Regions from separate parts of the Homo sapiens genome. Here region 1 is linked to region 2. The links are chromatin loops, found by intact Hi-C in ENCODE. Cell type or tissue: endothelial cell of umbilical vein. All regions are shown on one strand. Links, peaks and the distances in the headings refer to the core of each region. The heading gives the core; the rest is flanking DNA. Region 1 has its middle 35 kb from the start of SLC38A1. Region 2 has its middle 120 kb from the start of SLC38A1.

Region 1 (6,815 bases), core at 846-5,845, 150 kb before region 2:
TCAGACTTAATCTGTGACCTAACATATGGTCCATCCCAGAAAATGTCCCATGTCCACTTGAGGAGAATGTGCATTTTGTTGTTGGGTGGACTGCTCTATATACATCTACTAGATCTAGTTGTTTTATTGTGTGGTTTAAATCTTCTATTTCCTTACTTATCTTTTGTCTAGTTGCACTGTTATTGATAGTGGGATATTGAAGTCTCAATTTCTTCTTTCAATTCTGTACATTTTTGATCCATAAATTTTGATAGTCTGTTATTAGGTGCACAGACATTTATAATTGTTATATCATTTTGCTGTATTGGCCTTTTTATGCATATATAATGTTATTTTTGTCTCCTGTAATCTTTTTGATATGTCTATTTTCTCCAATATTAGTTATAGTCATCCCAGCTCTCTTCTGGTTACTATTTGCATGAAGGAGCTTTTTCCATCTTTTCACTTTCAATCTGTTTGTCTGGATATAAGGTTAGTTTCTTTAGACAGCATATAGTTGGATCATGTTTCTTTTTTAATCCATTTTGCCAATCTCTGTGTTTTGACTGGAGAATTTCATCCATTTATATTTAAAGTAATTATTGATAAGGAGGGACTTACTTCTGTCACTTTGCTGTTTGTTTCCTACGTGCCTTACAGCTTTTTTGTCCCTCATTTTCTGCATTACATCTTCTTTTGTGTTTAATCAATTTTTTTGTAGTAAAATATTTAAATTTCTTTTTCATTTCTTTATGTGTATATTCTATAGCTAATTCTATGTGGTTACCATGGGGATTGCATTTAACACACTAAAGTTATAACACTCTAATTTGAATTTATAACTTCAATGACATACAAAAATTATCTTTTATATCTCCATCCATGCCCTTCAGTTATTGATGTGACACATCTTTATACATTGTGTGTTCCAAAACATAAACTAATATTTTTTAAATGCACTAGTCTCTTAACTTATGTACCCTTTAATTTAAACCTACAAGATTTACTTTAGTATTTCTTGTAGAGCAGGTCTAGTGGGAGCAAAGTCCCTCAGCTTTATTTATCTGTGAATGTCTTAATTTCTCCCTCACTTCTGAAGGATAATTTTGACAGGTATAGGATTTTTCATTGACAGGTTTTTTTCTGTTTAGCGCTTTGAATATATCAGTCCACTCCCTTCTGGCTTCCAAAGTTTCTGATAAGAAATCTGCTAATATTTTTATGGAGAATCTTTTGTATGTGATTAGTTACTTCTCTCTCACTGCTTTCAACGTTCTCTTTTTATATTTGTATTTCAACTGTTTAATTACAGTATGTGTTGGTGTGGGTGTCTGTATTAGTCCATTCTTGCATTGCTATAAAGAAATACCTGAGACTGAGTAATTTATTAAGAAAAGAAGTTTAGACTTCAGCAGGCTGTACAGGAATCATTATGCTGGCATTTGCTTGGCTTCTGGGGAGACCTCAGGAAACTTACAATCATTGTGGAAGGTGAAGGGGATGCAAGCACAGAGCAGCAAGAGAGAGAGTGAGTGGGGAGGTGTGACATGCTTTTAAACAACAAGATCTCACGAAAACTCACTCACTATCAGGAGAACAGCACCAAGGGGGTGATGCTAAACAATTCATGAGAAATCTGATCCCATGCTCCAATCACCTCCCACCAGGCCTCACCTCCAACATTGGGGATTACAACTGAACATGAGATTTGGGTGGGGACACAGATTGAAACCATATCAGTGTCTTTGAGTTTATCTTATTCAAAGTTCATTGAGCTTTTGGATGTTTATAATCATGTCTCTCATTAAATTTAGAATGCTTTGGCCACTATTTCTTCAAATATTCTTTCTGTTTTTTATCATTTTTCTTCTTGGACTCCCACAGTGCATGGATCAGTCCATTTGATGGCGTTCTATGGGTCCCTTACATTATGTTCACTTTTCTTCAATTTGTTTTACTTCTGTTCCTCAGAGTAGATAATTTCTTTTGTCCTATATTCAAGGTTACAAGCTCCAGAATTTTTTTGTGGTTTCTCTTTAGGTTTTCTGTCTCTTTACTGATATTTCCATTTTTGCATACATTGTTTTCTTGACTTTCCTTATGTCTTCCTTTAAATATTTGAGCATTTTTAAGATGGTTGTTTAAAGTTTTTGGTCCATTCAGAATTAGGTGTTTTTCAGGAACAGTTTCTCTTGGTTTATTGTTTATTTTTTTCTTTTGAATGAGTCTTTCTTTCTTGTTTCTTTGTACACCTGGTGATTTTTTTGTTGAAAAGTGGACATTTGAATAATGTAGTAACTCTGGATATCAGATTCTCCCCCTTCTCCAGGGTTTTGGTTTTTGTTTTTGTTTGTCTATTGATTATTGTAGGCTATCTCTGTGCTGAGGATCAGCCTGAGGCATAAACCTAAAGTCCTCTCAGTCCTTTTCTGAGCCTCTGCCTTTCCCTGGGCAGGCACTACGACTTTCTAATTTCTCTGTATATGTAGTCGCTTTTGGACGTTCTAGTTTTTAATGTATTGTCCCCAAAGAGGAAAAAGACAAAATGAAGGGGAAAAAATGTGCCAGCCATTTAAATGCTCTGAAAATCACTTCAGCCAGAGAAAGAGGGACTTCGAATAATAGAGAGAGGTGCAACAATAGGGGCTTCCTGCCCCTTTGTTTATATCTCTGTAATCAGAAGCAGCGATCAGCAAACAGGTCCCAAACATTAGGACAGGGTCCTTTTTGCCCTCTCTAGCTCCCTCAAGCTGTGTGCAATCTGCTCCAGGAACATGTGTACAGCTGCCTGCCAGAGGGTTGAGGTAGTTGTTACTGTGCCAAGAACTGAAATGGACCAAAAGAAACTGTAATTTACTTTCTGAGCCTTTCCCTGGAAGTTGCAAGCATTGAAGATACTCCGGAGTTCCAAAATAGTTACATTAGCCAGATTCTGCCATTGTGATTGTTGTGTAGGTGGGGAGACACACTTCTGGTGCTTCCTATTCTGCCATTTTCCCAGAATCCTCCTTTCAGGGAACTTTTATTGTTATTTTACACACAATTCTGACAAGATTAAGTATCTGGTATCCAAGCCTATAGTAGATCAGAAGTAGCAATTCAGAAGGAGGAAAGTAAGCTTTAATGAGCAGGCCCACTGCCTCACATATACTTAGTGGTGCCTAGAGCAATGCTCTCCCTGCCTCAGTGTCTGCTGTTGGAGCCATCCCTGCTCCACCGAGGGCTACTGCTCTACTACCCACAGACCCCTGCCTGTCCTATTCACTCTAGATCTTTTCTCACTTTGCAGCTGGTTAGAGACATCTGCTTTTCCTAGTTGGAGACCAGCCATTTCAGAGAAAGGTAACCACAGCAGAGATGTGCCACACATGATACAGTTCTTCTCCTTCCTCTACTCCTTAATCACCATCTTCTCTTTCTAAACCCGCAGAACACCAACTCTTTCCAGCAGCCCAGACTCTGCAGTTAAGCCTGAACCACTCTGTGCAATATATATCTTTATACTAAGATGATTTTTCCTTAAAGGCTCAATTGCCTCTTCCTGAAGTTTAATGATTTTTGTTTTGGGGGGAGGTTCTCTCTTTTACATTAAAACTTTCTACACATCGTAAGCCCCATTTGCGAGCTGTATTCTATTTAGTTCATTTACCCTGAGTTTCCGGATCACTGTAAGTTGAGAGATAAAACTGAACATCTAGCGACAACATTCCAAGGGAGTTAAATTTCTGGAACTTTCTAACACAGTTAGGAAGTCAGTCAGCCAGGATCATGCAGATGACCTCTAGGGGGCAGTACTTCCTAGTTCCACAGGCCAGCCTATCAGAGACTTTGCTCTGGCTTAGCAAAAAATAATCTTACATCATCATTAGCTTCCCACCAAATTAGTAAGCATACACAAACACAGGCATGTGTGTACATGCATGCACACATGCACACACACAAATTAACTTTCATATTCAATCCTGGCAATGGTACAGTAAAACTGTTGCTTTCAAATATTGATGATGATATTGGAACGTATTTGGAAAGCAATATAGTAAAATGTATCAAAAATTCTAAAAAATGTTTGCTGACGTAGTAATTCTGTTAACCTATATGTGGTCTCAAAAGATCATCTAAAATGTGGGGACAGATATGTCCTGCATTATTTATAATGTTAAAAATTATAAGAAAATTGGCTGGGTGCAGTGGCTTAAGCCTGTAATCCCAGCACTTTGGGAGGCCGAGGCGGGCAGATCACGAGGTCAGGAGATCGAGACCATCCTGCCTAACACGGTGAAACCCCGTCTCTACTAAAAATACAAAAAAATTAGCTGGGCGTGGTGGTGGGCGCCTGTAGTCCCAGCTACTCAGGAGGCTGAGGCAGGAGAATGGCGTGAACCCGGGAGGCGGAGCTTGCAGTGAGCCAAGATTGCGCCACTGCACTCCAGCCTGGGCGACAGAGCGAGACTCTGTCTCAAAAAAAAAGAAAGAAAGAAAGAAAGAGAATTAAAAGCCAATAATAGATTAAAGATATTATACTACCTTTATCCAATGGAATTCTATGTTGATATTAAAATAATTTACATAAAGTCTATGTTACAATATATGCATGGTACAATAGCTACCATTTATTAAATGCTTACTATGTTCCAAGCTGTATATTAGATATGTATGGATATTACTTCCTTTCTGTCTCACAATAACCCTAGGAAGCAGGGTTTAAGGCTCTCTCGTTTTGTTGTTGCTGTTTTTTTTTTGTTTGTTTGTTTGTTTTTGAGACAGAGTCTTGCTCTGTCGCCCAGGCTAGAGTGCAGTGGCATAATCTTGGCTCACTGCAACCTCTGCCTCCCGGGTTCAAGCAATTCTCCTGCCTCAGCCTCCTGAGTAGCTGGGATTACAGGTGCATGCCACCATGCCTGGCTAATTTTTGTGTTTTTTTAGTAGAGACGGGGTCTCACCATGTTGGCCAGGCTGATCTTGAGCTCCTGACCGTGTGATCCTCCCTCCTCAGCCTTCCAAAGTGCTGGGATTACAGGATTACAGGCATAAGCCACCGCTCCCAGCCTATTTAAGGCTCCCTTAAAGGTTCTTCCTTCATGCTCGCTTCCCTCTTCCTATCTAGCTAGTCTCCTTTTCCACTTGATGAAAAGAGAACTCCTTATAGAAGCTCATAGCTGACTCCAGAGCCTGGGAGTTTAACCACTATCCTAAACTGTCTCCTATCTAATATGATACTAAACGGAAAAGCAAAAAGGAATTAGATTACAAAATTATTATATCCACTACAATTTAAACTTGACAGATGTTGCCTTTAGAAAAAATCTTGGAAATGAATACACAGGATTGATGACAGTTGTTTTAGGGTAATGGGATGCTAATTTTTTCAAAATTTTTTTGTAATATAGTTTATTCTTATAAGCTTAAATATTTTAAGGCCAAAATGAAAATTTTTGGGTTCTCAAATGATGAATCATTCTTTCCTTGCTCTAAAACATTCATCATGGTCATTGTAATGTTTTCACATTTTAAAAATATGCTAAGCAATTAAAAATGTTTTCCACAACATATGTGAAAGTAATGGTGATTAAGCATTGAAGCTTTAGAGCTTAAGGGGAGAAATATTGATAATCTCACAGAAACTCATCAATATAGTGCTGTGTAGGTTTTTATTTTATGTACATTGGCTCACTTGATCTTTCCAATGCCTGAAAGTTAGAACTTCAACTTTCTGAAAGTTGTCCAGAAAGCTAATTCCCTCAAGGCTCAATGAAGTCCCAGCTCTACCATATTTACTGTATTTACTGGCTAGTCTACATGTCCCAGAAAAAAGCCACTGGGGTGCTTTGCTCAACCCCACTTAGCACAGCTGGAAACACAGCTGCAGGATGCAGCTGTTCAAATCTCTCAAATAATCATCACTGAAAAATGCTGAAGAGGAAGGCCCTTTTGAAGATTCCTCTTTATCACCCCCCACTTCTGCCTGTCCCTGCAGGCCGGCTTCCCTTTCCCACTTAATAGGAAGAACACTTCTACTTACTGTTGTTAAACAACTAACAGCTGGTGAAAGAGGCGGCACCTGACTTCTTCCCCGCACTTAAGGCTCTCACAAACATAAATGCAACTGCAGAAATTTGGGGGACAAATATTGCCCCCACTGGGTAAAATCTCAGCAGAAACTGCAGCTTTTTTTTTTTTTGAGACAGAGTTTCACTCTTGTTGCCAAGGCTGGAGTGCAATGGTGCGATCTTGGCTCACTTCCACCTCTGCCTCCAGGGTTCAAGCGATTCTCTGCCTCAGCCTCCTGAGTAGCTGAGACTACAGGTGCTTGCCACCATGCCCAGCTAATTTTTTGTATTTTTAGTAGAGATGGGGTTTCACCATGTTAGGATGGTCTCGATCTCCTGACCTCGTGATCCACCTGCCTTGGCCTCCCGAAGTGCTGGCATTACAGGAGTGAGCCACCACGCCTGGCCAAAACAGTAGCTTTAATTCAGACTTAAAACACCTAACAGGGAAAACAAACTCTAAATGCCACTCCTCTTTTTTAAAAGTATAATTTTCTTCTGATTATAAAATTAATGCCTCATGTAGAAAAATGCAAAAATGAAAATGAGTTTAAAGAACATAAAATCACCGTAAGTGCTTTCACCCAGAAATAGCCTCTAATAATATACATATTTTTAAGAATCCTGACCTTTAAAAACTATGTGATTATATGTATTTTTCAAAAACATACATTTACATGCACTTTTAAATTCTGCCATTTGAGAATCATACTGCATATACCAGTTTCCTAATTTATTTTCAGTTAACATTACTTGGATCTTCCCATTTTATTAACTAAGCTGCAAAAT
Region 2 (6,815 bases), core at 1,079-6,078:
GTGGACATAGACAAATAGCATTTTGAGAATGCTCTCAAAACAATGGAAAACATAAAGGAATAAAGAATACAAAGAGCCAGGCTCAGTGGCTCACGCCTGTAATCCCAGCACTTTGGGAGACTGAGGCAGGCAGATTACCTGAGGTCAGGAGTTCGAGACCAGCCTGGCCAACATGGTGAAACCCCATCTCTATAAAAAATACAAAAATTAGCCAGGCATGGTGGTGGACACCTGTAATCCCAGCTACTCGGGAGGCTGAGGCAGGAGAATCGCTTCAAAACAGAAGGCGGAGGATGCAGTGAGCTGAGATCATGCCACTGCACTCCAGCCTAGGCAAAAGAGTGAAACTCAGTCTAAAAAAAAAAAAAAAAAACAAAAACAAAAAAAAAAACCAAAGAAAAGTTTAGAGACATGAAAGATTGACCCAGATTTCCGCAGCCATTTAATAAGGGTTCTAGAAATAGGAGTTCATTTTAAAGGCATTCTAGAGAAAACGTAGGTGAGAAAAAATTGAGAAATTAGTAAAATAAGATTTCTTAGATTAAGAAAATATTCATATTGTTAACCACCAGGTTCCAAGCAGAATAAATTTTTAAAAAAATGATTTACTCAGAGTGACCCTTGTGAAATTTCAGAACAAAGAGAATAAGGTGGGCATTCTAAAGGCTTCTAGAGGGTAAACAACGGATGATCTATATAAGAATGAATATCATGTTGACATTAGACTTCAATAATGCTGAATTAAGAAGATTGTAACATCCTCAAAGTTCTGAGAAAAGATTGACCCTAAAATTCTATACCTAGCTAAACTATAACTTAGGTGAAGGCAAAGACATTTTTATAAATGTAACTACTCAAAAAATTATCAACCATGAGTTATCTCTGAAAAAATTAGTAAAGAATGTACTCCCAAATAATGAAAAATGAACTCAAGAAGAAGACACAGGAATAGAAAAAAGGGAGGAATGGACAAAGAAACTAGACAAAATTACAGATGCTCCTTGACTTATGATGAAGTTACATCCCAATAAACCTATTGTAAGTTGATAACATTTTCAACTTACAATGGGTTTATCCTGATGTAACCTCTTAGGTCGAAGAGCATACTGAATGGGTATGCTTTGACACCATCGTAAAGTTGACAAATCATAAATCAAACCATCATAAGTAGGGGACTTATTAAGTTATTATATACTTATAATTGTTAATTAATAATTTAACAATTATTAAGTTAAATCTTAATAATTTAACAATTATTAAGTTAAATCTTAATAATTTAACAATTATTAAGTTAAATCTTAATAATTTAACAATTATTAAGTTAAATCTTAATAATTTAACAATTATTAAGTTAAATCTTAATAATTGGAGGTAAGGAAAGAGAATAACCACCAGAAATGAAAATCCAGATGATCTCAGCATAAAATAGCAGCAGAAAAAGAGTAAGCTGGTAAATGAAGGTATGCAAAAGTTTGTCTCATGATTGAGTTAAATGCTGGATCACTCTAGACATAGAGAGAAAAATATACTTAAAAGGTATATTATAAAAGATATAAGAATAATCATTATGAAGTAGAAATAGATTGTGTAACTTCCAAGCAACTAGAAAAACTAAATGTAACAAAAACAAAATAAAACTTCGATGATTGAATAAAAGACAAAGAACAGGAGAAAATAAGCAACAAAAAACACAAAATCTATAAAACCATATGATAGGAAATCCAAAATTCACTCCTTGTAAACTTACCTGGAATATTGAGAACAATGAAAACAGGCCTTAGAAAGAAGTTTTATTTTAGAATAAGCCATCTTAGATGGAGGGACCCATTGGACCTATAACTTTTGTTGCAGGAAGGGATAAACCTAAGCCTGTCCAAAGCATCTGTCTCCGGCACTTGAAAAGCCAAATTACTGCTTTATATATTTACACATCCTTTCTCATGGGAACCCATAATATATTATGCTTGTGAAAGCTCTTAAGATCATGCTGCTTGCCAAAGAATCATCATAGGAAACCTATGCTACTTCAGAGTTTACATACATAGACAAATACACACATATATACATACAATACACATATATATTCATATATATAAATACACATTTTAAAAAACAGCTTTATTCAGATATAATTTATATGTCACTATATTTACATCATACAATTCAATGGCTTCTAATATATTTTAAGAGTGCAACCATCAGCATAATCTAATTGTAAAATATTTCATTACCCCAAAAAGGAATCTTATACCCATTAGCAGTCAAGTCCCACTTCCAAACTCTCCTCTCCCATCCTCCAGTCTCTAGCAACCACTAATCTACTTTCTGTCTTCACAGATTTGACTCTTCTGTGCATTTCATATAAATGGTATCACGCAATATGTGGTCTTCTGTGGCTAGCTTTTTCCACTTAGCATGAATGAAAGTTTATGCTTTTAAGGCTCATCCATCTTAATCTATCATGTATCTGTACTTCTTTCCTTTTATGGCCAAATAATAATTCATTTTGCTTATTGTGTAAATATACATATATATTATTGTGTGTGTAAATACATATATATATTAAATCTCTATTAATATCTTTTAGAATCATAGTTATAGATTTGGAAGTGGCCTGAGAGGTTATCTATATGCTAGTTCAACCCTTTCATTTATGTATAAGGAACAGCTTAGACAAGTGAGGCATCTTGCCTAAGGCCAAAAGTCAGTGGTTGATGGATTCCAGAATCCCAGACTGATCCCAGTCTGATTCCTTTCTGACTCAGATTCCTTTCTGAGTCAACTGCACTGTTTACTCTTCTAAGGAAAGAAAATAGTTTAAAACCTTTAAGGATATTTTGATGCAGGGAAGGGGACATGGGATGTCTAGTTTCCTGACAGAAAGTGATTGGTTTTTCTTACAGTGAAAGATGTGTTTAATCATTTTAATATGAGCTTCTACCCGGGGAACAACTTCCACACTAGAGACAATCCCCGCCCAAATTCACAGAACTACTGCAGTCCTTGCACAGGAAACATTTGGATTTCATCTAATTTAAATAAATATGTGGTGATATTTTTTCTTTAAGCATCCACAGGCATTCAGAGAGCTACATATGAATATTTGGGCATTATTTCATAAAGCAAATGTTATAGAAAGAAAGAAATTTTCATTTCTTAGGAAGTGACTGGAATAAAAATATGAAACTGAAAAAATGAAATAACAACAACAAAATGTTATCTAAAATGAAAGCAAAGCTGTTGGCAGTTATATATTGTGTGACTTTAATAGTCTGCTTCCCTGCTGGAATCTGACTAGCAATTCCATTTAACCATCTGAGTAATGATTTGTCTTAAAATTTTGCACCTTTTCTATAGGTTTTTGTGTCTTCATAAATGTAGCACTGTGTTTTAAAAAGATAGTGGCATTCTTTGGATATTTTGCTTTTCAAATACAAAGAATGGTGTTGTACACTTTTATACCACTACCCACCATAAATAAATATACCACACCACTATCTTTTTGCTAAGTACATGGTTGATTAATCACTATAGATTAAAGTAATCCCAAATCTAAAAACAATAGTTTTAAAGGCTAGTAGAAAGTGTATCTATAATTTATTGTTGTCTTAACAGTTTAATTTATAAATGAAAGAGTAATTGCAAAATTTTACCTCAAAAAAAAAAAACAAAACCATTTTTGGGATGTGTTCTTTCAATGAGAACAGCACCACCATCTGGAATGCAATAGTTTGTGCAATGAAAGAATTTACATGGTTTTCATTTTGTTTTGTCTTAGGCAACGGGGAAGTAATTTGTCTCTTCCCGAAAGGTTTTACAGGTAAAAATAATGCAAAATTAATATTTTGTTACCAAGTTAAAAATAACTATATTCCTCCTCTCTGACAAGGGATTTCTGTAGTTTGTGTCCGACAGAAATCAATTGATTTTAATGGCATCGGCCACTCATATGATTTTTTTATAGTTCATGTTATTATAAAATTTACATTTCAACAGGGATTTTCTTGGCTATGCATTTTCTCCACAACTAAAAAAAAAAACACATTTTCTTTTCTTTAACCTGAGGTTAAATAAGTTTGATCTGATTTCTTACTTTTTTTCAAAAGTAGTGATTAATCAGAGTATATAATTAAAAAAAGGAAGCAATCCTCTAAAAATTGAAAAATTCATACAACAGTTTTAAGCACTATACAAGCATGCAGAATTATTCTTATCATTATTATATAAATTCAAGGGAACTCTAATAGTGTGGCATATATACACACGTGAATGAAATATAGTTCTGTATAGTCGTTTTACTCAACAGTAAATAAAATTATGCAAGACTTAAGCTCTTCTAAAATTTAAAATACTGTATAATGTTTGTTAAAATCCCTGCTATTCTCATGAATGGAACAAAGCAATTTATTCAAGAGCCAAAAATCACATCCAACACTCTAAACAATCATTTTCTTGTATTAGGACATTTTAGTCAATTGCTTTATTGCTATTGTTTTTCACAAATGAGCCTTAAAACTCAACTCTCCAATGTTCCATTCAGTTGCCAAAATCAATCTCACCCTGCACTGAGCCATGTGCATCCTCTAAAGTGGAGCCAAGAACAATTGTGTTTCCTGAAAAACAAAGGCAAAGATTCTCCACTATGTCAAATGAACACTACAGATAGACATTCTTTCCGATCTATTCCTAATGTCACTTTTGTATTTCAGTTCTCTAGTCTGTGAATATGTTACCATTCAGCTTATTTGATTATGCTTTCTCCTTTACCACTACCATTCTAAAGATACTTAACCTAGTGGCTAACACTGAGCATTTACAGTATACCAGCACTGCAATAGGTGGCTCACATGCATTCATTCATTCTCATGATCATCCTAGGAAGTACGCACTATTACTTTCCCCACTTTTACAGATGAGGAGGCTGAGGTCCAGAGAATTTAAATAAATTTGCCCAAGGTCACACAGCTAATAAGAGGCATACCATGGGTTCCAACACAGATAGTCTGATTTCCTTACCTTAATTTTATGCATCCATCATCAATAGGATATTGGTTTAATAACTTATGATACATCCAGAGAAAAAATACCATTAAAAGTGCAGATGTAGGTCTATATGTATTAATATGAAAATGACCAGATTTATTTTAAGTAAAAAATCAGGTTGCAAAATGCTATGATTTTAAGATCCTGTTTTGTACAAATATTTGTGAGTTGGGTACAGAAAAAAGCCTGAAATGATATATATTGTTAAATGCTAATTGTATTTATCAACAAATAATAAGATTCCAAGTGGGTTTCACTTTCTTTTTGTGAATTTCTGCATTTTATTATTTTAAAAATGATTAGGCATTACTTTTATAGCACTTTTAAAAATGCTACTTTCATTGGGAAAACCAGAAAAGAAATAGACCTTGAAAAATGAGTATGACAACATCCCCTTTTTCTCCCTGTCATTTAGGTCTGTCAGAAATGTTTGTATATATTTGGTGACACCTTTCTAAATATTAGGGAATGCAGAGCTAGGGGGAAAATCTATTTTTATTACAAGTAAATACTTGACATGAGAACTTAACATCTCAAGGTTAATTTAAATATATTAATCCTAGGGATTTTTTTCCCACTAAGATTCAGCAGAAAAGTGTTTATAATCTTCTTAATCATCAGATTTTTTTAAAGATTGCTGACTGGAGCAATGATATTTTTGAACAGTGCCATAAATAGGCTTATGAACTACATGATACAAGGTAAGTCTCTCCTTCAAAGACTTAGCTTCTCCACTCAACAAACAACTATTATGCACCGACTCTGTGCCAGGCACAGACATTACTAAATACATGAAACAAGAGTCTCTACCCTTGAAAGGTTTAAGTTCTAGCAAAAAGTAGACAGCCAAGTAAACACACAGCATGGTTAACTCTGATAAGTGCTTGTATTAGTTAATTTTCACACTGCTATAAAGAAATACCTGAGACTAGGTAATTTTTAAAAGAAAGAGGTTTAATTAATTCACAGTGCTGCATGGCTGGGGAGGCCTCAGGAAATTTACAATCATGGCAGAAGGTGAAGAGGAAGCAGGAAACTTCTTCACAGGGCAGCAGGAGAGAGAGCAGGGAAAAACTGCCAAAGACTTTAAAACTATCAGATCTCATGAGAACTCACTCACTGTCACAAAAACAGCATGGGGGAAACCACCCCCAAGATCCAATCACCTCCCAACAGATCCCTCCCTCGACACATGGGGATTACAATTCGAGATGAGATTTGGGTGGGGGCACAGAGCCAAACCACATCAGCGCTAAATTAATAGTAAAGAAAATCATAGGGTACAAAGAAAGTCTACCTAGTAAGCAAGTCAAAAAAGGCTTCATAGTGGGGTAGCTCTAGACCTGGGCCTGGAGAGATAAAAATTTGTCTTCAGAAAGGAAGAGGGAATGACAAAATATAAGTAGCATTTCAAGGCATAATGAGAGTCAGATGAAAATAACACAATGGTTGGAGTGCTCAAAGAGGCTTTTTTAACTTACAAAAGTAGTATATCCTCATTGTAACAAATGAAACAATACAAAGCATTTAATTAAACAATATAAGGCATTCATTACCTCCCCCCACCCCCTTCCTCCATGCCCACTTCCCCAAGGAACAGCTGAACAGCCTGGTTAAATGATGTAAAAAATATTTTGCTAACATTTCTCATTACTTTATGGCTAAATTGGCTTTTATTAGCTGGTTTGGAGCTTAACTATATTTCCTTCCACACTTTCTCCATCAAACACAGAACACCCACAAGGGTTTTATTTGCTTACTTTTCATTTGCT

Evidence for each region. A loop is a pair of places that touch in the nucleus more often than their neighbours do. Peaks named below come from ENCODE experiments on the same cell type or tissue, not always from the same donor. Only the 100,000 strongest peaks of a DNase experiment are listed, where the experiment ranks them.
Region 1: a loop joins it to region 2, with 9 times the contacts of the local background. A loop is called at or near these places in 37 of 110 quality-filtered maps.

The regions. Positions count from the first base shown.
Region 1 is chr12:46,300,199-46,307,013 of GRCh38, reverse strand. No RefSeq gene overlaps it. Among named protein-coding and RNA genes, the nearest start is that of SLC38A1, 35 kb to the right of the region's middle. In endothelial cell of umbilical vein, for the core only: a CTCF peak has its summit at 3,762 (motif pointing right); no DNase peak of the experiment used is centred there; H3K27me3 peaks cover 140 bases.
Region 2 is chr12:46,150,356-46,157,170 of GRCh38, reverse strand. No RefSeq gene overlaps it. Among named protein-coding and RNA genes, the nearest start is that of SLC38A1, 120 kb to the left of the region's middle. In endothelial cell of umbilical vein, for the core only: a CTCF peak has its summit at 3,707; DNase peaks (open chromatin) are centred at 2,760 and 4,580; H3K27ac peaks cover 756 bases.